3 separate regions of the Homo sapiens genome follow, and regions 1 and 2 are each linked to region 3. A link is an interaction called in ENCODE POLR2A ChIA-PET data of the cell type or tissue named here. Cell type or tissue: MCF 10A. All regions are shown on one strand.

Region 1 (8,000 bases), 66 kb after region 3:
CATGTTGGCCAGGCTGGTCTCGAACCCCTGACCTCAAGTGATCCACCCGCCTCGGCTTCCCAAAGTGCTGGGATTACAGGCGTGAGCCACCGTGCCCGGCTACGCCCTGCTGATTTTTGTATTTTTAACAGAGATGGGGTTTCACCATGTTGGCCGTGCTGGTCTTGAACTCCTGACCTTGTGATCCGCCTGCCTCTGCCTCCCAAAGTGCTGGTATTACAGGCATGAGCCACCGCGCCTGGCCACGCCTGGCTAATTTCTTTTGTAATTTTAGTAGAGACATGGTTTCACCATGTTGGTCAGGCTGGTCTTGAACTCCTGACCTCAAGTGATCTGCCCGCCTTGGCCTCCCAAAGTGCTGGGATTACAAGCATGAACTACTGTGCCTGGCCCCAAGCCCTTCTTCTTAACCCCAGTGGACTGGGACCCGAAGAAGGCCTCCACGCCCCACGTTTCCTGTTAGGAAACTGTGAGACTTCGTATCTGCCCATGGAACACCCCCACCCCAGATGCTGAAACACAGTGCAAGGCCAGGTGACGAGGGGTGGGGGCCTGTCCCAGCCGTGTCCTCAGATGGCCCTGAAACCTAGCCAGTCTGTGGGAGACCTCAGGGTGGGGGGCCGCCCTGCAGGGCCGCTGCCCCGGGATTGCCTCTGACTTCCTTTCACGCCCCTGTTCAAGCTGCCTTGACCTGTTATTTGAAATAAAGCAAAACAATCTGGAGCTAGGACGAGTTCCCAAATCAACTTACAAGTGGTTCCCCCAGGAAAGCAGGACAAAGGACCGTGCTGCGCAGGGTGGGGTCAGCCTTTTGGGAGCTGAGAGAGGACTTAGAATTATCCCTTGAGTCATGGACACAGGTGACAGGCATCCCCCACAGCTCTCGGATAGCACTAACAGGCCACATCTGTGCCTGGGTGCCCATGGGGAGCAGAAGGAGGGGCGGAAAGGCCAGGGCCAGGCTGGAAGGGGAAGTGAGGAGAGGGGTGGACGCCGTGAAGGCTCCCCCAACCCCGTGGTCCTCCTCCTTGACATTTCCCAAGCCCCCTCCCTGCTGTCCAGCTGGGGGGGTCAGCTAAGGCAAGTCCCCAGGAAGTGACCTGGGCAGATCCTCTGCCGGACTCCAAAGGCTGGCTCTGGAAAGGGAGCTTCCTGGCATGCGAGGGACCCATGGGAAAGAGGTATTGGGGAGAGGGCACCCCGGATCAGCTCAGCCACCTCGTTCAGTGGCAGCACCTGTCCCGAGAGGCAGACGAGGCTGTGGACTCCAACAGGCCTGGTTAGCATCTTTCAGCTGCTCATTCTTTGTGAGACTGTGGGCTGTTCAGAGCCTCAGTTTCCTCGTCTGTAAACTAGGAAGAGTAATCATCCTTCCCTCCCAGGCTTGGGGTGACACACTGGTTACTGGGGGCTGTGCAGGGAGGGGGTCTCTCCCAATCCCCCTCCAGCTGTGAGGGCTGTGGTTCTGGGAACCTGCAGCCTCCTCCTGTCACCCTCCCAGGACCCAGGACAAGCTGTCTGTGTCCACTGAGCTTCGGCCTTAACCAAATTACTCCAGTTCTGGCAAAGTCCCTCTGCAAACGCACAAGACCAGCAGATTAAAAATCAGCCACAGCCCCATGACGCATGGCTCGGGGGTTCTGGACTGAAGGGGATTTTTCAGGTTTTTTTTTTCTTTACATTTTTTTTTTTTTTAAAGACGGGATCTCATTCTGTCTCACAGACTGGAGTGCAGTGGTGCGATCTCAGCTCACTGCAACCTCTGCTTCCCGGGTTCAAGTGATTCTCCTGCCTCAGCCTCCCCAGCAGCTAGGATTACAGGCACATGGCACCGTGCCCAGCTAATTTTTTGTATTTTTAGTAGAGACAAGGTTTCACCATGTTGACCAGACTGGTCTCGAAATCCTGACCTCAAGTGATCCACCCACCTTGGCCACCCAAAGCGCTGGGATTGCAGGCATGAGCCACCGCGCCTGGCCTTTCTTTACATTTTTTTTGAGACAGGGTCTCCCTCTGTTGCCCTGGCTAGAGTGCAGTGTTGCAATCATGGCTCACTGCAGCCTCAACCTCCCAGGCTCAGGTGATCTTCCTGCCTCAGCCTTCCAAGTAGCTGGGACTACAGGCACATGCCACCATGCCTGGCTAATTTTTTTGATTTTTTGTGGAGATGAGGTCTTACTATGTTACTCAGGCTGGTCTTGAACTCCCGGGCTCAAGCGATCTGCCCACCTTGGCCTCCCAAAGTGCTGGGATTACAGGCGTGAGCCACCGTGCCTGGCCTAAAAATAAATATATAAATAGAATGACTAATTCTGAACGGGACACAGAATCTGCCAGTGCCTTGACTTTTGGACTTTCCGGCCTCTAGGACTTTGAGAATGAAGTGTCTGTTGTTTAGAAGCCTCCTGGTCCTGGGGTATTTGTCACACCTGCCCAGATGGGCTAAGACGGGACCCTTCTGGGTGTTCGGGTAAAAGCTGGCCTCAGAAGCTGGTGATGTTTCCTCAGGAGGCTGCCCATGGTGTGGTCCTGGCGACGCACCAGCAGCACGTCACCCTCTTGACCCGGGCGTGTGCCTGGCTAGCTGAGTTTTAAGCCTCTCTCTGGTGACATTTGGCTTTGGAGAAGGTTCTTTCTCTGGCAAAGCATTTAGATGTAGCTAAAAATACATTATTGGCCAGGTGAGGTGGCTCACGCCTGTAATCCCAGCACTCTGGGAGGCCGAGGCGGGCGTATCACGCGGTCAGGAGATCGAGAGCATCCTGGCCAACATGGTGAAACCTTGTCTCTACTAAAATTACAAAAAAATTAGCTGAGTGTGGTGGTGTGTGCCTGTAATCCCAGCTACTTGGGAGGCTGAGGCGGGAGAATCGCTTGAACTGGGGAGTCGGAGGTTGCAGTGAGCCAAGATCGTGCCACTGCACCGCAACCTGATGACAGAGCAAGACTCTGTCTCAAAACAAACAACAAGAACAACAAAAAACTAAAAAAAACGAAAAATGCAAAAATTAGCCAGGCGTGGGCACCTGTAATCCCAGCTACTCGGGAGGCTGAGGCAGGAGAATCACTTGAACCTAGGAGCCAAGATCTCACCATTGGAGATCTCACTCCAGCCTGGGTGACAAGAGCAAAACTCTGTCTCAAAAAAAAAAAAATCATTGACTTGATCCTCAGCCTGGTCAAATCGAGAAGCAGCACTCATGCTGGAGGGGCCACATAGCCTGGGCTCCTGATTTGCAGGGCCATGGATAAACACACACACGCGCACACACACACGCACGCACAGCCCTTCCCTGAGCTTGGGTGCTCAGTGATAAGCAGAACAAAGTCATCAAACATTCCTCCCTCACTCCTGCTCTGCATAGGGGCTGAGAGCCAAGACATTGGTAGCTTTGTCAAAATGTCAAAATATTGCTAGTCATTGGGCTGGGCACTGTGGCTCATAGCTGTAATCCCAGCACTTTGGACTGATGACTTTCTTTCTTTTTTTTTTTTTTTCTTTTTTTGCGATAGAGTCTTGTGCTGTTGCCCAGGCTGGAGTGCAGTGGTGCGATCTTAACCTCCGCCTCCCGGGTTCAAGCGATCCCTCTGCCTCAGCCTTGCAAGTAGATAGGAATACAGGCGCCTGCCCCACCACCATGGCCAGCTAATTTTTTTTTGTATTTTTAGTAGAGGCGGGGTTTCACTATGTTAACCAGGCTGGTCTCGAACTCCTGACCTCAGGTGATCCACTCGCCTCAACCTCCCAAAGTGCTGTGATTACAGGCGTGAGCCACTGCACGTGGCAAATCCCAGCACTTTGGGAAGCTGAAGCAGGAGGATTGCTTGAGCCCAGGAGTTCGAGACCGGCCTGGGCAACATAGCAAGACCTGTCTCAAAAAAAAAAATTTGCTGCCGGGCACGGTGGCTCACGCCTGTGATCTCAGCACTTTGGGAGGCCGAGGCGGGGTGGATCACCTGAGGTCGGGAGTTCGAGACCAGCCTGACCAACACGGAGAAACCCCGTCTCTACTATAAAACACAAAAATTAGCTGGGCGTGGTGGTGCATGCCTGTAATCCCAGCTACTCGGGAGGCTGAGGCAAGAGAATTACTTGAACCTGGGAGGCGGAGGTTGTGGTGAGCCAAGGTCACACCATTGCACTCCAGCCTGGGCAACAAGAGCAAAACTCCTCTCAAAAAAAAAAAAAATTTGCTAATAGAACATCATACTTTCTGAACATAATATCTGAGATGAACTCTGGGGCACTGTATGAGTCAGCTTAGGCTGACGTAACAAAATACCACAGACTGGGTAGATTAAACAACAGTTTACTTTAATATTTATTTATTTATTTATCTTTTAAAGAGACAGAGTCTTACTGTTTTGCCAGGCAGGAGGGCGGTGGGGATATTCATAAATGCAATCACAGAGCCCTACAGCCTCAAACTCCTGGGCTCAAGCGATCCTCCTGCCTCAGTCTCCTGAGTAGCTGGGACTACAGGTGTGCACCACTGTGATAATAGAAATTTATTTTCTCACAACTCTAGAGGCCAGAAGTCTAAGATCAGGGTGTCAGTGGGGTTGGTGTCTTTTGAGGCCTCTGTCCTTGACTTGGAGATGGCCACCTTCTCATTCCCGAGTCTTTGTGCTGCCTTCCCTCTGTGTGTGTTTATGTCCTCATCCCTTCTTCTTCTTTTCTTGGGGGGACAGGTTCTCGCTCTGTCACCCAGGCTGGAGTGCAGTGGTGCAATCTTGACTCACTGCAGCGTTGACCTTCCAGGCTCAAGCCCCTCCCGCCTTAGCTCCCCTAGTAGCAGGGACCACAGGCACATGCCACAGTGCCCAGTTAATTTTTTTTTCCTTTTTTGAGATGGAGTCTCACTCTGGTGCCCAGGCTGGAGTGCAGTGGTGCAATCTTAGCTCACTGCAACCTCTGCCTCCCCGGTTCAAGCAATTCTCGTGCCTCAGCCTCCCAACTAGCTGGGACTACAGGCACCTGCCACCACGCCCGGCTAATTTTTGTATTTTTAGTAGAGACAGGGTTTCACCATGTTGGCTAAGCTGGTCTCGAACTCTTGACCTCAGGTGATCTACCCGCCTTGGCCTCCCAAAGTGCTGGTATTACAGGTGTGAGCCACAGCACCCAGCCCTAATTTTCATATTTTTTTGTAGAGATGAGGTCTTGCCATGTTGCCCAGGCTGGTCTCGAACTCCAGGGCTCAAGTGATATGCCTGCCTTGGCCTCCCAAAGTGCTGGGACTACAGGAGTAAGCCACCACGCCCAGCCTAATCTCTTCTCATAAGGATAGTATGGCCTTTTTTAAAAAACTTAAATACTCACCCATATGACCTTATTTGAACTTAAATACCCCTTTACCCTCTCTCCAAATACGGTCCCATTCTGAGGTACTGGGAGTTAGGGTTTCAGCCAGTGGATCTGGAGGGACATAATTCAGTCACAACAAGCAGGTTTTCCTGCCTTCTCAGCACAGTGTGACCTGTTTCTCTTTTCTTGCCAGAGGGAAGGGGACATTGAATGGTGTCTCTATAATTTGGACATCTCTGCCTTTAGTGTAAAAATTAATCCGTTTTCTGCTGCAAATAATTATTTTTTGCTTGTTCTGGAAAAAAAAAACCCCTATGAATTTAGAGAAGACAAAGCGCCCACTTCGAAAAAGAGCTCCTGGCCGGGCACAGCGTCTCACGCCTGTAATCCCAGCATTTTGGGAGGCCAACGCAGGCTGATTATGAGGTCAGGAGTTCGAGACCAGCCTAACCAACATGGTGAAACCCCGTCTCTACTAAAAATACAAAAATTACCCGGGCGTGGTGGCACATGCCTGTAATCCCAGCTACTCAGGAGGCTGAGGCAGGAGAATCACTTAAACCCAGGAGGCAGAGGTTGCAGTGAGCCGAGATCGCACCATTGTACTCCAGCCTGGGCGACAGAGCGAGACTCTGTCTCAAAAGGAAAAAAAAAAAAAGAGCTCCTGGCCTCTTCTGCACTCACAGCAGCATCACAGCCACTGCCAGGAGCTGGGGTTAGGTGGGAGCCAGTCAGTCCCTGCTGTCCCGCCTGTCCAGTCAGGCTCCTGGCTGTCCTGCCTGCTTACTCTTTCCAGTTGCACCTGCGGATTAGCTGGCAGGGGACCCTCTCTGCATTTGCATGGCTCCCCTGCCCCTTGTTTATGTTTACAAGATCGTTCCACGTGGTGGGATCACATGACTCCTGCATGCCTCCGTGAATCACTTTGAGCCATGTATTCTAGCTCTGAGTATTGGGAATAAAACCTAATATCGTAATAACAAGGGAAATGCAAATTTAACACATGGAGACTTTAACCGGCAAATCAGATGCAAACACCGCATCTGAGGTGAGCTGGCTGGCGCAGTCCTGGGGCTCACGCTCAGCCCCTGAGGATGTAAGGATTGTTAAGAACATGGGGCTAAGCCGGGCTCACACCTGTAATTCCAACACTTTGGGAGGTGGGAGGATCACTTGAGGCCAGGAGATTGAGACCAGCCTGGGCAACATAATGAGACCCTGTCTCTACAAAAAAAATCTAAAAACCCGGGTGTGATGATGCTTGTCTATAGTCACAGCTACTCTGAAGGCTGAGTTGGGAGGATTACTTGAGCCCAGGAGTTCGAGGCTGCAGTGAGCCATTATCGTACCACTGCTCTCTAGCCTGGGTGACAGAGTGAGATATGTCTCTAAAAACAAAAACAAAAAATAAAAGAACATAGAGAGATTTCTATGAATCATCAGGACCACTCTGACATTGCACATCTGGGAAATTTAGGTGACAAATGGGTTTGTGGCTCCTTCTCCATCACTGCAGACTCCTCGGAGGAGCCCTTGGTAGCAGCCAGGGACTACCCAGATCCAGCCTGGAGAAACGAGCTCTGGGGATGAGAGAAAAGATCCAGCGTGGTTTCTGTCTTCAAGGCCTTAAGATCTGGCAAGGACAGGCCAGGTGCAGTGGCTCACGCCTGTAATCCCAGCACTTTGGGAGGCCAAGGCGGGAGGATCACCTGAGGTCAGGAGTTTGAGACCAGCCTGGTCAACATGGCGAAACCATCTCTACTAAAAAGAGAAAAAATTAGCCGGGCGTGGTGGTGGGCACCTGTAATCCCAGCTACTTGGGAGGCTGAGGCAGGAGAATCACTTGAACCCGGGAGGTGGAGGTTGCAGCGAGCCAAGATCCCGTCACTACACTCCAGCCTGGGCGACAAGAGCGAAAGTCCATCTCAAAAATAAAATAAAAGATCTTGCAAGAATACGTGAGCACCTAGAAAAGGTAGGATCCAAGGCCAGGCAGTGGTGCAGGAGGTGAGTCCGGGCACTGGCACTCATGACTCCTCCATTCAGCAGCTGTTATCACAGACCCTCTCTGGCTGTGGACTCCTCATCTGTGAGTTGAGGATAAATATACTTTGCAGGGTGCAGAGACGCAAAGTCCCTTGGGCAGTGCGCTCCTCCCTCTGCTATTCTGCCTGTCCTGAACCCTCCCCACCCCTCCTCAAACTGCTCCCCAACTGTGGGACACCCCCAGGAGCAACCATTGTTATGTGATATCACTGCTTGGCCACTCTTAATTGGTCAGGGGGCAGGCCCTGACCAGTGCCAATCAAGAGTCCTTTCCTGGGATTTTAGTTAACCTCGAGTCAGCGCTCAGCGGCTAAGGCAGAGGGAGCTGGAAGGGTCAGCATCCCTGCTCCCCTGCTAGAAAGCCGTCTAGAGTGGAAGAGGAGGAAGGCAGGAGGCGGGGAGCGGGTGCCGTGGGTGTTAGCGGTGCTGCTTCGGGTGGTCTCTGAGGCTGCTTCCCTGCCCACCCTCGGCAATGGTTTCCCTGCGCAGCGGCGCGGAGTCTAGCAGGACCCCCATGGCAGTGTCTGCCCCCTGCCCACCTGGAGGCCGCCCTCAGCATTTCTCCCATCTTCCTTCCCACTCCCATAGACAAAACAAAACACGTCAAAAGCTTTGGTGAGTAATGTTGGTTTTGTAAGAGATTCAC
Region 2 (8,000 bases), 57 kb after region 3:
CGGTTCACGCCATTCTCCTGCCTCAGCCTCCCGAGTAGCTGGGACTACAGGCGCCCGCCACCATCCCCGGCTAATTTTTTTTGTATTTTTAGTAGAGACAGGGTTTCACCGTGTTAGCCAGGATGGTCGTGATCTGATCTCATGATCTGCCCGCCTCGGCCTCCCAAAGTGCTGGTATTACAGGCGTGAGCCAGCGCGCCCGGCCACTCAGCTAATTTTTGTATTTTTAGTAGAGACGGGGGTTTCACCATCTTGGTCAGGCTGGTCTCGAACTCCTGACCTCAGTTGATCCACCTGCCTCAGCCTCCCAAAGTGGTGAGATCAAGAGTGAGCCACGGCACCCAGCCTAAGGGTTTTTAATTCAAATGCTCATTATAGCAGGGAGTCATATTTTGGGGTATATTTTGATTTCCTTCAGTGGGGACGTCACAACTCAGACCCTCCCCCTACCTGGCTCCTCAAGCTTGGGCAATAAGCTTTGCAGGGGGTGGGCTGATGCCAGGGAGTCCGGAAGCCGGAAAGGCAATTGGTTTATAGTGGATCAGGGTGGAGAGGGCACACCGGGCAGAGGGAACATCTTGTACAAAGGCCGGGGGGTAGGAGCAGCCGTGCAGGGAAAGATGGTGAGTTTGATTTTGACATGTCGTACTAAGGTGCCTTGAGCAACCTCCAGGCAGAGGGCTGGGCCAGTGACAAGGATTTAGGTGGCTGTGATTGGCCTGCGAGGCCCCCAGAGGAGGAGAGGAAGAGAAGGGGTGAGAGGCCAGGACAGAATCTTGAGGGAGAGGAGAGTATCGGGCAGCATCAGGCCCTGGCAGGGTTTAGGAAGATGATGGCTGAGTGTGTCCCTCAGGCTCGGGGACTCGTAGGTCTTTGGCCTCCTTGTGGGGGTAGTGGTGGGGGCGGTTTCAGTGGGCAGCATGGAGAGATCAGACCTCGGAAGGAGAGACAGCAGGTATAGACCACTCTCCTGAGAAGCTCGCACGGCTTGGAGCCCAGGGTGATGGGGCCCAGGTTTTTGCTGTTTGTTTTGTTTCCAGATGTAAATATCCTTGAACACTGAATGAATCAGGATTCTCTTAGTTGCAAATTTCAGAAATCCACTTCACATTCACTCACCCACAAAGAAGATTCACTGGCTTGTGGAATTGCCAAGATTCCAAACCGAATATTCGGACAAGCAGGAACTCCCCAAGCCTAGTGCTCCAATGCCCCCACTACTCTCTTCCTGTCCACTCCTCATCTCTGTTCTTGACAGACTGGCTCTCCGTGGGACTGGGAAGACAAAGTTCTCTTCTGCATTTTGTTTGCAAAATCCCAACTCTGGGTTCTGATTGGTTCTCCTTGAGCCAATCAGCTGGGTGCAAGGTAGCAAAATCCCCGATCTGGACTCGGATTGGTCCCCCTGGGTCTGCTGGCCCTCGCGCTCTGGGTAGGGGCTTCTGCATGTCCCGGGTAGCGAAGTGCTGTGTGGATCAGAGCATCCTCTCTCTCCTAGGGTCCTGGGAGGACCCTGCAGGCCCAGCAGCGGCCATCCTGGGTGGCAGGAGATTGAAAAGCTGTGAGGGCTGGGGCAGGGGACATTCAGACTGGACTTGGACTGGGCTGGGGGCCTGAGCACCCTCTGTCATGGGTTCCAACCCCTACCCCCAGAGGACAGACACTTCATTCTTCAGTTTTGTCTGTGGCTTAGGGGGGTTCCAGCCCTGCCCCCAACCTGCGCCCTCTCACCTTCCCCGCCAGGGGATCAGTAGTGTGTGGGGGTGGGGAGAAAGAGCCTCTGGGGTCCCCCTAGTGATTGAATCTTCAGAGCCTGAGGCAGGAAGGCTCTGGTGGGGAGGAGGGCAGGCATTTGGAGCAGAGCCCAGGCCCAGCCCCGGGGACAGCCCATGGCGGCCCCTTTGGTCTCTCCCTCTGGGGGCCTCTATTCTTTCCATTGTTTGGCCTCTGTTTGCCCTAAAGTTACCTAGGAAATTTGCTTTGGGGTAGATTCCAGCTGTTCTCAGCTGAACCCAGAGAACACTCACTTCAGCCTGGCAGGCTGGGCCTTGGAACATCCCTGGAGGCCGGGTGGGGCCCTGGCAAGGCCTGGAGCGTGAGAGGGAAGCCAGGAAGTGGCGGGGAGGACGTGGAGAAGGAAAGAGGATGAAATATTAATAGCAATAAAGAGACACAGAGGCTGGGAGCCCTGGCTGACGCCTGTTATCCCTGCACTTTGGGAGGCCGGGCGGGAGGATCACTTAAGGCCAGAAGTTTGAGACCAGCCTGAGCAACATAGTGAGACTTTGTCTCTAAAAAAATTAAAAAATAAAGGCCAGGCGCGGTGACTCACGCCTGTAATCCCAGCACTTTGGGAGGCCAAGGCGGGTGGATCACGAGGTCAGGAAATCGAGACCATCCTGACCAACATGGTGAAACCCGTCTCTATTAAAATACAAAAAATTAGCCGGGCGTGGCGGCGGGCACCTGTAGTCCGAGCTACTCCGGAAGCTGAGGCAGGAGAATGGCGTGAACCTGGGAGGCGGAGGTTGCAGTGAGCCGAGATTGCGCCACTGCACTCCAGCCTGGGCAACAGAGCAAGACTCCATCTCAAAAAAGATAAATAAATAAAATTTAAAAATAAAATAAAAAATTAGACGGGCACGGTGGTGCATGCCTGTAGTCCCAGTGGGAGGATCACTTGAGCTGGGGAGGTCGAGGCTGTCAAAGCAGCTCCATCTTGGACGCTAATCTGCCATGTTGACTTCTGAGTAATCCCAGTTCTGGGAGGCCTCTAACATTTCCAGTTTGGCCGGGCGCGGTGGCTCACCCCTGTAATCCCAGCACTTTGGTGATTCTCCCCGGGGCCTGAAAGCTTGAAGGGATGGGTAACGCCTCCCTTCTCAGGCCCAGTCCCAAGGCGCAAGGCTACTTAAGCGCCAGCAGCATGGCCGAAGCAGGAAGAGAGCCGGGCAGAAAACACCTACCTGGCCGGAAGACACATACTCGCTGAAGATCGAGTGGGAGGCCGTCCGGGTACCATGTAGCAGTCACGTCAGACTGGGACACTTCCTGTTTACAGGAGACTATAAAACCCCCACTCCGTCCTCATTTGGTGCTGACGCCATTTTAGGTCTCGGCCCACCTGCACGTAATCGCTCATTAAAACAGCGTGTTGCCCCCACATTGCCTCGTGCTGTCTGTTGGCGCGCTCTCGGGGTTGGAACCGATACGAGAACCTTTAATTTGGGAGGCTGAGGCGGGTGGATCACCTGAGGTCAGGAGTTGGGCACCAGCCTGGGCAACATGGCGAAACCCCGTCTCTACTAAAAATACAAAAATAAGCCGGGCGCGGTGGCCTGTGCCTGCTACTCGGGAGGCTGAGGCAGGAGAATCCCTCGAAACCCGGTGGCAGAGGTTGCAGTGAGCCGAGATCGTGTCACTGCACTCCAGCCGGGGCGACAAAGTGAGACTTCGACTCAAAAACAAAAAGATTTCCAGTTTCTCTATTGTTCCTTGTGTAAGAGCACACACTTACTATAAATCCTGCCCTAAGGTCAAACAATCTTAATGTTATCATACTTCAAGTGGCCTGCTCGTCCCTCTGACTCACCCTTTCCCAGGCTATGTAAGCCCTGGGTCTGGGAGTGAGAGTGTGGCGATCCACCTCTTGTCTCGCTGCTTTACACACAGACATGGCTTCTGTTCATAAGGCCCTATTAAACGTTTTTTCCTGAGAAGCCAGATTTGTCAGCCTCTTTTTTCAGCCTCTTAGCTTCCTTAGACTTTTGGGGCAGGTTTGTCTAGACCTGTCCACCACCCACCAGGGGACATTCACGGAGCCTAATCTTGAGTCCCAGGAGTTGAGCGAGGAGAGGCAGCAAATAAAGAGCTAATGGCCGGGCATGGTCACAGCTCACGCCTGTAATACCAGCACTTTGGGAGGCTGAGGCGGGCAGATTGTCTGAGGTCAGGAGTTCGAGACCAGCCTGGCCAACATGGTGAAACCCCATCTCTACTAAAAATAAAAAAATTAGCCAGCCTGGTAGCAGGCGTCTGTAATCCCAGCTACTTGGGAGGCTGGGGCAGGAGAATCGCTGGAAGCTGGGAGGCAGATGTTGCAGTGGGCCGAGATCACACCACTGCACTCCAGCCTGGGCGACAGGGGGAGACACAGTCTCAAAAAATAAAAAATAAAAAACCAAAATTGGCCAGTGTAGTGGCACATGCCTGTAATCCCAGCTACTCAGGAGGTTGAGGCAGGAGAATCGCTTGAACCCTAGGCAACAAGAGCTAAACTGCCTCTCAAAAGAAAAAAAAAAGCTGCTGGGGGTGGTGGCTCATGCCTGTAATATCAGCACTTTGGGAGGCTGAGGCGGGCGGATCACAAGGTCAGGAGTTCGAGACCAGTCTGGCCAATATGGTGAAACCCCATCTCTACTAAAAATACAAAAATTAGCCGGGCGTGGTGGCAGGTGCCTGTAGTCTCAGCTACTCAGGAGGCTGAGGCAGGAGAATCGCTTGAACCCGGGAGGCGGAGGTTGCGGTGAGCAGAGATCTCACCATTGCACTCCAGCCTGGGCAGCAGAGCAAGACGCCATCTCAAAAACAAAACAAACAAAAAAAACCTCTAATGACTGAGAATTTTCTAGAAATGGTGCAAGTCAGGAATCTATAAACATAGAGTCACAACATACATTGAGCAGGATAAATAAAAAGAATCTAAACCTAGGTATGCTTTTGGAAAGCTGCAGATCATGGCAGCGTGATGAATGGGAGACTTTTTTTTTGAGACAGGCTCTGTCGCCCAGGCTGGTGTACAGTGGCATGATTTCCACTTACTGCAGCCTCTGCCTCCGGGGTTCAAGCAATCCTCCCACTTCAGCCTCCCCGGTAGCTGGGACTACAGGCACGTGCCACCATGTCTGGCTAATTCTTTTGTACTTTTAGTAGAGATGGTGAGGCAGGAAAATAGGGTCCGGAGGCAGGGCACATAAGGCCAATTCACACTTCAGCTATGACAGGAAGTATCCTCTCCACAGGGCATAGGCCAAGTAAATAACCTTATAACTTTACTTCATCCTCTTCATTTACATAGGGCATACCCTAAGTAACCAATGGAATCCTCTAGAGGGTATTTAAATTCCCAAAAATTCTGTAATGGGGCCCTTGAGCCCCTATGCTCAGGCCAGCTCCCACACCGTAGAGTGTATATTCATTCTCAATAAATCCCTTTATTCCTTCCTTGCTTTGTTTGTGCATTTTGTCCAATTCTTTGTTCAAGATGCCAAGAACCTCCACCGGTGACAACAGGGTTTCACCACATTGCTGGTCTCAAATTCCTGAACTCAAGCAATCTGCCAGCCTTGGCCTCCCCAAGTGTTGGGATTACAGGCATGAGCCACCGCAGCTGGAGTCTTGAGATGGAGTCTTGCTCTGTTGCCCAGGCTAGAGTGCAGTGGCATGATCTCGTCTCACTGCAACCTCCGCCTCCCAGGTTCCAGCAGTTCTCCTGCCTCAGCCTCCTGAGTAGTTGGGATTACAGGCACACACCACCATGCCTAGCTAATTTTTGTATTTTTTAGTAGAGACGGGTTTCACCATGTTGGCCAGGCTGGTCTCGAACTCCTGACCTCGCAATCCGCCCGCCTCAGCCTCCCAAAGTGTTGGGATTACAGGCGTGAGCCACCACGCCTGACCAATTTAAAAAAACAAAACAAAAACACAAAACCACCAAACCTAGAGGACAATAGGGAGGCTTTCAATGACAATGGAAGCTGGAAGACAGTGGAATAATATTTCCAAAATGTGAAGAGAAAACAACTATTAATTTGCAATGTGTACCAAGGAAAACAGTCTTTTAAGAACAAAGCTTAAATATAGCGTTTTCCAAAAAACAAGATGTAAAGATTTTATTATACTCATTAAAAGGAACTTCCGGGCCTGTAACCCCAGCACTTTGGGAGGCTAAGGCGGGCGGGTCACCTGAGGTCAAGGGTTCGAGACCAGAGACCAGCCTGGCCAACATGATGAAACCCCATCTCTACTAACAGTACAAAAATTAGCTGGGCCTGTAGTCTACAATGCAAAATGGTCCCTGCTGACACTCTTCTTGTCTAGACCTCTAGGGTGTGACTCTCCTGGGCCTAGGGTTTGGCTAAGGCTGGTGTCATAGGACCGACATATTTGCATGCCTGTTGCTCAGTAGCAGACCAGGACACTGAGACAGCAGGGTTTGCAGCAAAGAAAGAGTTTAATGATTGCCGAGCACAGAGCAAGGAACTGGGAGGGGACCCTCAAATCCACCTCCAGAGGAGTTCCGGGCTGGGGCTTTTACGGGGATCCTATAAAGAAGTCAAGGGGTTGGAAAACTGGAGTCATTGATTGGTGGGGGCAGGGAGATGAATTCGTCAGGATGTGGAAATGGCTTTTTTTTTTTTTTTTTTGTGAGTCAGTTCTTTGTGGGATCTTTCAGACTAGCTGGCGTCAGTAGTTTCATCCGGATGCAGGCCCTGAAAGAATATCTCAAATGCAAAAGTGAACGTTTCATGACATACAAGTGGCTGTCTACAGAGCAGTTAAGGGGTGTTAGCATCCTGCGACAGGGTCTGTGTGATTCTGAGGCCGCCACAGGCACTGCATGGCTGTGAGGCAGCTGGTCAGAGAGCAGGCTGCTCTCAGAGCTCATGCTGAGTAGCTTGCAAGCTTGGCTTGTTTCCGTTTTTCCCTCCTCTTCCCTGATTACTTTTTTTTTTTTTTTTTGAGATGGAATCTGGCTCTTGTCGCCCAGGCTGGAGTGCAGTGCCGCAATCTCAGCTCACTGCAACCTCTGCCTCTTGGTTCCAGCGATTCTCCTTCCTCAGCCTCCCGAGTAGCTGCAATTACAGGCGCCCATCACCACACCCAGCTAATTTTTGTGTTTTTAGTAGAGACAGGGTTTTGCCATGTTGACCAGGCTGGTCTCAAACTCCTAACCTCAAGTGATTTGCCTGCCTCAGCCTCCCAAAGTGCTGGGATGACAGGTATGAGCCATTGCACCGAGCCCCTGATTAATTTTATAAATTTTATAAGGAGTTTCCCTGGGACCCCTATCTCCAGGGTTTGGCTATCCTGGGCTCCCCTGCAGCTACATTCCCAGGGTCCTCCCATCTGAGGCTAGGAGGGGCCTCATCCCTTCCGAGGCTTAGGTGGGGAGGCTGCCAATCCCTCCCCTCCGCCTGCACCTGCCTCTAACCCACTGCCCTCCTGCTTGCCCCAGCCTAATCCTCTGAGGGAGCCCCAGTTTCTGCCACTCCAGGGTGTGTGGGTGCTGGCCAGGGAGGCTGTGATCTGGTTGCCCGCTCTGTCTGCTTTCCCAGAGACAAGCGAGCCGAAGGCCTGGCCTCTTTGTTGGGATGGGAAAGAGAGATGCCCCCACAGCAATGAGAAGCGCTTGGTTATTATCCCAGTCGGCACCAGCTACTCCAGGCAACTGCGCTTTGCAGCCTGCAGGATGCAGGCTCAGGGACTCGAAGAGGACATTCTGTGGCCTCCCCAGTGGCACCACCCTCTCCTGGCAGCTAGGGATCCACCCTCCCCAGCCATGTAGGCCTGGTGGCTGGCTCTTAACCTCCCATGCCAGGTGGGGGTGCCCCTGCACTACTGTCCGTCCTCAGGCTGGCTGCTCCCACTCCCATGGTCCCTGTGTTCGCAGCCTCACCACTGGCAGAAAAAATAAGCATCACTGGTTGGGCGCGGTGGCTCATGCCTGTAATAACAGCATTTTGGGAGGCCGAGGCAGGTGGATCACTTGAGGTTAGGAGTTCGAGACCAGCCTGGCCAACATGGTGAAACCACGTCTCTACTAAAAATACAAAATTAGCCAGGCATGGTGGCACATGCCTTTCAAAAAAAAAAAAAGCATCATTTCATCATTGCATCATTGCTGGGCACAGCTCCTTCCCAGGCAGGTCTGAGCTTGTTGCCCAGGGTAGGTTCCCAATACTCAGCAAAGCCTTTGCTACTTCTGTGCTTCCTTACAG
Region 3 (8,000 bases):
ATGGAGTTTTGCTCTTTTTGCCCAGGCTGGAGTGCAATGTCAAGATTTCGGATCACTGCAACCTCGGCCTCCTACGTTTAGGCGATTCTCCTGCCTCAGCCTCCCAAGTAGCTGGGATTACAGGCGCCCGCCACCACACCCAGCTAATTTTTTTTTTTTTTGAGGCGGTTTCTTGCTCTGTTGCCAAGGCTGGAGTGCAGTGGTGCGACCTCGGCTCACTGCAACCTCCACCTCCTGGGTTCAAGCAAGTCTCTGCCTCAGCCTCCCGAGTAGCTGGGATTACAGGCACTCGCCACGCCCGGCTAAGTTTTGTATTTTTAGTAGAGATGGGTTCTGACCATGTTGGCCAGGCTGGTTTCAAACTCCTGACCTCAGGTGATCCACCTGCCTCAGGCTCCCAAAATGCTGGGATTACAGGCGTGGGCCACTGCGCCTGGCCCTCTCTTGAATTTCTAAGGTAATTTTTGAGGTGAATTTCCCAGGGGCCCCAAGGCTCTAAATTCCAAGGCCCAGCCTGGCCCCTCCCCACTCCCTGGTCTGGAGGCCTAACTCACCCTATCAGCAGCCCCTGCTGTTGGGGGCACTGAGGGTTTTTTTTTTTTTTTTTTTTTTTTGAGATGGAGTCTCGCACTGTTTCCCAGGCTGGTGTGTGCAGTGGCGTGATCTCGGCTCACTGCAACTTCTGCCTCCTGGGTTCAAGCAATCCTTCTGCCTCGGCCTCCTGAGTAGCTGGGATTACAGGTGCCTGCCACCATGCCTGGCTAATTTCTGTATTTCTAGGAGAGATGGGGTTTTGCCATGTTGGTCAGGCTGGTCTTGAACTCCTGGCTTTAAGTGATTCACCCACCTTGGCCTCCCAAAGTGCTGAGGCTACAGGTGTGAGCCTCTGCACCTGGAGGCCCTGAGGTCTTTAGGGCAACATCAGAGGGGTGTGAGTGGCCAGGAGAAGGCCTGGGGTTTGTGCAGGTCCCTCAGCCTCTGGGGACGTGAGTTTCTCATTTATTCATCCCTCAGTAAGCAGGCATGTCCTGTCCAACCCTGGATTGGGCTGGGGCCAAGAGGGAACCCCACCCTGGGCTCCAGGAGGAGTACATGGTCTCATGGCATAGACAAATGGGGTCTCCTATACCACAGGAAAGGACAGCAAGGCCAGAGAAGAAAAAGCTCCCTCACTCCACAGAGCACAGATGGACAAAAGCCCCTGCTCCTAGGCCCAGCTGTGCCTGCAGGGTGCAGTCGGCCTGCATCTGTCCCAGATCTCCTTGAACTCTGGCCTGGCCTCTGCTCTGAGGGTATGGGCGGGGCTGGCAGAGACCTGGCAGAGCCTTCATCATCCCCTGCCAGTGCCCCCTCCCCCAGGGCCCCTGTAAGGCTCCCCTGATCCCTGCCAGCTGCCTTCTATAAATAGGTGGGTGTGGCCACTTGCCTTTGTCCCAGACCAGGGTGCCTGGCGCTGCTGACACAGGGGGCTCTGAGGGCCCCAGCTTTTGGTTCTCTTTCCTGAGGCCACGTGTCAGCAGCAGCTCCAGAACTTCTCCATGCTACCCTGCTCACTCCTTGGATGCTGCTGGCTCTGGTCCTCTCCCCATCTCCCCCAGGCCCTCCTCCAGAACCCACTCTCTGGGGGCAGGCAGCCCCTAGAATGGGTGCTCAGGTTCCATGCCCCTCATTCAGCTGCCTCACCCAGAACCAGCCCTCCTTCCTACGGCACCACTTCCCATCACCTTAAGGTCAGCTTCTCAATCTGGGTCCCCGGGAGCCACATCTCTGGGGGGCCCCTCACATTCAGTCTCAGCTGCGTGTCTCATCTGCTCATCCTCCCATCTCTCCAGCCACTTGGCCAGAAGCCAGGCTGCACCCTAAATCCCCAACATCCAGCCCTGTTCCCTGGCCCAAGTGCCTCTCCAACTGCCCTCTCCTCCACCCTCACGGCCTCTGTCTTGTTGTTCATGTCAATGTTCTTGAAGTCCACAAACTCTAAATCTAAAATCGGTGAATTTTCACCAAATTACACACCACTTAACCAGCACCAGATCAAGAAACAATAACCAGCCCGGGCGCGGTGGCTCATACCTGTAATCTTAGCACCTTGGGAGGCCAAGGCAGGTGGATCCCTTGAGGCCAGGAATTTGAGACCAGCCCAGGCAACATGGTGAAACCCCGACTCTACAAATAAAGTTAAAAATTAGCTGGGCGGGCGTGGTGGCCCATGCCTGTAGTCCCAGCTACTTCAGAGGCTGAGGGGGGAGGATCTCTTGAGCCCAGGAATTTGAGGCTGCAGAGAGCCATGATTGCACTACCGCACTCCAACCTGGGTGGTGGTGCAATGGCACCATCTCGGCTCACTGCTACCTCCACTTCCTGGGTTCAAGCGATTCTTGTGCCTCAGCCTCCCAAGTAGCTGGAATTACAGATATGCGCCACCAAGCCCAGCTGATTTTTGTATTTTTAGTATAGATGGAGTTTCACCATGTTTGCCAGGTTGGTCTTGAATTCCTGACCTCAAGTGATCCGCCCGCCTCGGCCTCCCAAAGTGCTGGGATTACAGGCGTGAGCCACCACACCTGGCCTCAGCCCAGCCTCTTAATGCAACTATGTAAATGGGCCAGGATCCAGCTGGCCAGAAATAAGAGTAGGATCCAGCTGGCCAGAAATAAGAGTAGCATCCTGGAGAACACAGAGGCAGTGAGGACAGGCACAGGCAGGGCAGAGGTAACAGCAGAAAGGCTGCAAGGCCAGAAGATGCCCGCTGCCACCACACCACCCGGCCAGGTGAGGACCCCAGCCTCTGCCCATCACAGTGCTGTGTTCTTGCACCTCTGGGCTGGGAGCAATGGGTCTAAGGCCCGGGGCAGGGCAGGGGTCCCAAAGATCCTCCGTTCCTGCCTCCTGGCCACCGACCCCTGGCCAGAGTTGTGCATCTCCTCTTTTGCAAAGAGATGGGTGGTGCCCCCTCCCAGCATGGTTGTAATGATCAAATGAGCCAGCCCAGCCCCTGGCACAGAACACATTCTCTACGACACAGAGTGGTGTTATCACACCTCCACTTTCCACACAGAGAAAGAAGCTCAGCAAGTAGGTGGCGGTGCTGGGATTTGAACCCAGACCTTCACTGTTCTGTGCACAGGGTAGGAAGGAGGCTGGCTGGGGAGCCGAGAAGGGGTCCAGTGCCTGCCTCGGGGGGCAGCTACCACTCTTCACCTCCCTGCGCCAACAGCCACAGACCAGAGTCTAATGTCCCCTTCCGAGCCCCCACAGCTACCGGAGGAGTCTGGCTCCTGCCCTCTGCCTTGGGGGATTCCAGAGGGACCTTGCACTTTGTCCTGCCCCTGCCTAACAGAGCCGGCTGTCGCCTGAGGCCCTGGTTTCCTCAGGCTGCCCCCGCCTCAGGAGCAGGAGCTGGAACAGTTGTTGGGCAACGGAGTTCTGGGAAAGGAGGAGGGAGGGGCGCTCGCTCTGGTGGAAACCTGCCCTGGGGAAATGTAATCAGATCCTCAGAGCAGCGGTTTGTTCCTGGCTTGTTTCTAGTGGGTGTGTTCACAGACGTTTTTGGCCAGGACTGAGAAAGACGTGGACCTATCCTTTACTGGGGGAGCACTGCGTGGCCTGGGGCCGGTGTCCAGTCGGTTATTTAAGAATCTTCCCAGCTGGCCAGGCATAGGCAAGCAGGGAGTCGTTTTCCCAGCAGCTCTAGGGGAAGGAAAATAATTCCCCCTTGCTGGTGTATCAATATTCAACTTCTTGTTTAAATATTAAATTGTAATGTCCTCTGAGTGCCCAACAGAGATCGGGGATGAGTGAGCCCCCGTGTTCCTGGAAGTCTGGTTTCATGGTTCACTTGTTCCTAAATCTCTGCTTGTTCTAACTTGGACTAGCCCAGTGCAAGGCGTGCTCGGAATTCTGCTGTGAGGTTGGGGGTCAGGGTGGGACCAGGCTTCAGGCCCTGGACTCAGGTGTGATCTGTGCTGCGGTGGGGTTGGGGGAGGAGGAGCATCCCCTTCCAGGGTGGGTGTGGCGGCAGCAGCAGCAGCAGCAGCAGGAAACCAAGGGGAGGTGAGACGTGAGACATTCCTCCCAGCTTTAGTCCACTGCCAAAAATCAGAACCCAGCCCCGGTCCCCACCAACTTCCAAGGAGAGAAACGAGACCAGGCCAGGCACGGTGGCTCATGCCTGTAATCCCAGCACTTTGGGAGGCCAAGGTGGGCAGATCACCTGAGGTCAGGAGTTCGAGACCAGCCTGGCCAACACAGTGAAATCCTGTCTCTACTAAAAATACAAAAATTAGGCCAGGCACGGTGGCTCATGCCTATAATCCCAGAACTTTGGGAGGCCGAGGCGGGCTGATCACCTGAGGTTGGGAGTTTGAGACCAGCCTGACTGACCAACATGGAGAAACTCTGTCTCTACTAAAAATACAAAATTAGCTGGGTGTAGTGACGCACACCTGTAATCCCAGCTACTCGGGAGGCTGAGGCAGGAGAATTGCTTGATCCCGGGAGGTGGAGGTTGCGGTGAGCCGAGATCGCGCCATTGCATTCCAGCCTGGGCAACAACAGTCAAACTCTGTCTCAAAAAAAAAAAAAGAAGATTGTTTCTGTCTCACATTACAGTCCCAAGGTGAGTGCTCCAAGGCCACTGGGGCCACTCTGCCACCCCCAAAATGTGCCCTGCAAAGCACTCCAGCTGCTGCCATGCTCCAGCCAGTGGGAAGCGGGTTAGAGTGCCCAAAGCAAATGTCTTTAAGATCATCCATGAGTTGCCCGCATCACTCCTGTTCACATCCCATTGGCCTGGACTTAGTCACATGGCCACAGCCAGCTGCCAAGGGGAGGTGCTATGTCTGCCTAGAACTCGCTGTGTTCTTTTTCTAAGGACCACAAGAAGAATGGACACTTGAGGATGGTAAATAGCATCTAACACACGAGACAAGGAGTCGGGATAGGGCGCTTTCAGGGTTGGTTAATTCAGCAGCTCGCTGAGGTCTTCATGTCTTCAAGGATGCAGTATGGTGACATTTGATCTCAGACTTGTCCCCTCACGGCCTCAAGATGGCTGCCATTGCTTGGAGCATTACACCCTTTTGCCAAATGCAGAAATGTTGCTTTCTTGTCTATGAACATTTTCTCAGAGCCCTCTTTTCCAGCTGACTTGCCCTCTCATTGGCCAGAATAGCATTATATGCCCATTTCCACTCAAATTACTAGGAAGGGACTGGAATGACTAGGACTGGCTTAGACCAAAAGAGATTCACCCCCAGGCCTAGGGAGGGCCCACTTCCTCTACAGCCCTAAGCTACCTGAGGGTTGAACAAACTTGGGGTTTCCTTAGCAAGAAAGAAGCGGGAGGAGAATGGCCGTGGATAAGGAGTCAACAGCATCCTCCCTGGGAACTGGCACTTCCTACCCACCTCTCTGCCCTAAGCAGACATTTATGCACATAATTTCATAATTTCCTTTTTTTTTTTTGAGATGAAATCTCAGTCTGTCACCCAGGCTGGAGCGCAGTGGTGCGATCTTGGCTCACTGCAAACTCCGCCTCCCGGGTTCAAGCAATTCTGCCTCTGCCTCCCGAGTAGCTGGGACTATAGGCGCCCCAAGTCATGCACAGCTAGTTTTTGTATTTTTAGTAGAGATGGAGTTTCACCATATTGGCCAGGCTGGTCTTGAACTCCTGACCTTATGATCTGCCTGCCTCAGCCTCCCGAAGTGCTGAGATTACAGGCATGAGCCACCGTGCCCGGCCTTTTTTTTTTTTTTTTTTGAGACGGAGTCTCGCTTTTGTCAGCCAGGCTGGAGCACAGTGGTGCGATCTCGGCTCACCACAACCCCTGCTTCCCAGGTTCAAACAATTCTCCTGCCTCAGCCTCCCGAGTAGCTGGGATTACAGGTGCCCACCACCACACCTGGCTAATTTTTGTATTTTTAGTAGAGACGGGGTTTCACCATGTTGGCCAGGCTGGTCTTGAACTCCTGACCTCATGCTGGCACCGAGTAGGCACTCACTGTATGATGGTCAAATGACTAAACAATGCTGGACTCTAAAAGGTCATCTCACTTGTTCACATACATATATAGTTAGGATATGATTTGTATTATTTAAGTAAAACCTGCTCATTTGAAATGCTGCTGTGGCTGGAGAAATCACTGACTTAACAATCCTTTGTATTCATCAAAAACAAAACCTGGGCCAGGTGCAGTGGCTTACCTGAGGTCAGAATCGCTTGAACCCGGGAGACAGAGGTTGCAGTGAGCCGAGATGGGGCCACTGTACTACAGCTTGGGTGACAGAGCGAGACTCTGTCTCAAAAAAAGAAAGAAAGAAACCCAAGAAAACGACACATAACCTGCTCTTGAATACTCCTAAGAGCCAGGGAGCTCACCTCCTTCCCACGCTGCTCAAGACGGTCTGTGGGCAGAAAACGGAGGCCAATGAATGCCTCCCCCTTCAGCTGCCAAAAAGCAGCCTGCTGGGCCCCAGTGTTCCTGGCAGCACCCCCAGTCCTGGTGGGGAACGCCTAGGCAGCTTCCACAATGCAAACCAGCTGGGGTCTCGCCCTGCGGGGAGCAGATATTCCTATGGCCCAGTCCTGGAGCCGCCCACAAGGCACTTCAGGTCCCTCCCGGGATTTCAGCCACAGGCCCTCACAGCTCCCTCACTGGGACCTCTCCCTGGATGGGTGGCAGCTCAGCCCTGCTCCGGCGGTGGGCTCCTCAGTGTCCACATTTGGTCCCATTTATGTTAAACAGATTCAGGCTTGTCATGGGGGGAGTTGTGCTGGTGGGACCCAACCTTCCGTGTTTGTGAGCCTTGAAAAAGGAGGAGGGAAAAACAGGCTCCCCCCATTCCCCACTGCGGGGGCTCTCCATCACCAGGGACACTGGGGCTATGAGCCAGGTCCCGAGCCCTTCCGTGCTGGGCAGGTTGTGAGACCTTGGCAAAGTCACCACCAGTCCACCCAGTGGATTCCCCGTCAGAAGAATGGAGCGGAGGAGGCTGTGAGCCTGAACACACTTCACCAATCACAAGGCCCGAAGTGACAGTCGGTCACTTTTATTCTATTGATTATTCTCCTGTGTTTATAATGCGGGCGGCAGGGTGGGGGTTTCTTTAAAATGCTTCTCCTGAGCCTAAAGAGCCTCCCCACCCAGCCCCTGTCTGAGGGAAGGGGCAGAGCATACACGCCCCCCTGGCATCTCTGGAGAGGAAGAAGGATGGGGTGGGCAGAAGGGGCTGCCCCCAAACGGCTCCCCAGGCTGGCACTTCTGGGCCTCTGCCCCACTCAGTCCCTGTTGACCTCCCCCACCCCCCGCGAAAGAGGAACCAAAACCAGAAAAGAACAAAGCATCCTCCGCCCCGGACCCTTGGGGCTGGGTCTCCCCCAGCCCTGCCACTTTCCTACCAACAGCCTCCTCTCCTCTCTGGGAATCTTGTCCCTTCTTCCCCATCCCCTTAGCACCGGCCTCTGCCCTCGTGGGCACCTCTGTCCCAACTGCCTGGCTTTCCGCACCACCTGGGGGTGCCCTGAGGTTCATCCTTCCTGCCTGTTGTCTAGAAGGCCCGGGGCACTCACTGAGCGCCCTCCGCTGGCTATGGCACCATGTGTCAGCCCTGCCTCGAGACAGGACACTGTCCTCGGGGTGTCCACAGCCTCCCACTGGGCCTGCTCCCACAGCTCCTCAACAGCCTGCCTAAGCCCGGTGGCAGCTCGGGCCTCCCTCTCCCGGGCCCTCAATCTTGCCTCCCCGGGAAGGGCGGCCCAGTGCCCCATCAGGAGCAGGTTGGGGAGGTGACCTGGCGGGCCCCTCACAAGTACATTTTCATGGCCTCGTGCGTCGTGGGGCAGTAGCGGGCATGCAGCTGGGCCAGCAGTGCCCTGGACGTGGCCTCGAACCGCGTGCCCTGGCTCTTCTTGTTCCACACGTGGACAGCATAGGTGGCACTGAGCAGCCGCGGCAGCTCCTCGGGGTTGATGTCCTCAAAGTACTTCTTCCAGTCCTGC

What was found. ChIA-PET counts read pairs that join two places held together with the same protein. Peaks named below come from ENCODE experiments on the same cell type or tissue, not always from the same donor. Only the 100,000 strongest peaks of a DNase experiment are listed, where the experiment ranks them.
Region 1: POLR2A ChIA-PET joins it to region 3 with 30 read pairs; 7 of 35 experiments call an interaction of 5 or more read pairs at or near these places.
Region 2: POLR2A ChIA-PET joins it to region 3 with 21 read pairs; 6 of 35 experiments call an interaction of 5 or more read pairs at or near these places.

Annotation. Positions count from the first base shown.
Region 1 is chr22:42,751,523-42,759,522 of GRCh38, forward strand. No RefSeq gene overlaps it. Among named protein-coding and RNA genes, the nearest start is that of A4GALT, 35 kb to the left of the region's middle. RefSeq lists a silencer at 7,341-7,635. In MCF 10A, no CTCF peak of the experiment used is centred here; DNase peaks (open chromatin) are centred at 3,389, 4,269 and 7,979.
Region 2 is chr22:42,741,747-42,749,746 of GRCh38, forward strand. No RefSeq gene overlaps it. Among named protein-coding and RNA genes, the nearest start is that of A4GALT, 25 kb to the left of the region's middle. RefSeq lists enhancers at 585-1,160, 1,737-2,312, 6,827-7,388 and a silencer at 1,257-1,551. In MCF 10A, no CTCF peak of the experiment used is centred here; DNase peaks (open chromatin) are centred at 2,095, 3,585, 6,435, 7,935 and 1 weaker place.
Region 3 is chr22:42,685,086-42,693,085 of GRCh38, forward strand. A4GALT (alpha 1,4-galactosyltransferase (P1PK blood group)) reads right to left here. Exons shown (of 3, transcript NM_017436.7): 3 at 7,036-8,000. The coding sequence ends at 7,805. Among named protein-coding and RNA genes, the nearest start is that of A4GALT, 32 kb to the right of the region's middle. RefSeq lists enhancers at 986-1,877, 1,878-2,767, 2,768-3,659, 7,972-8,000. In MCF 10A, no CTCF peak of the experiment used is centred here; DNase peaks (open chromatin) are centred at 1,406, 2,616, 3,486 and 3,946.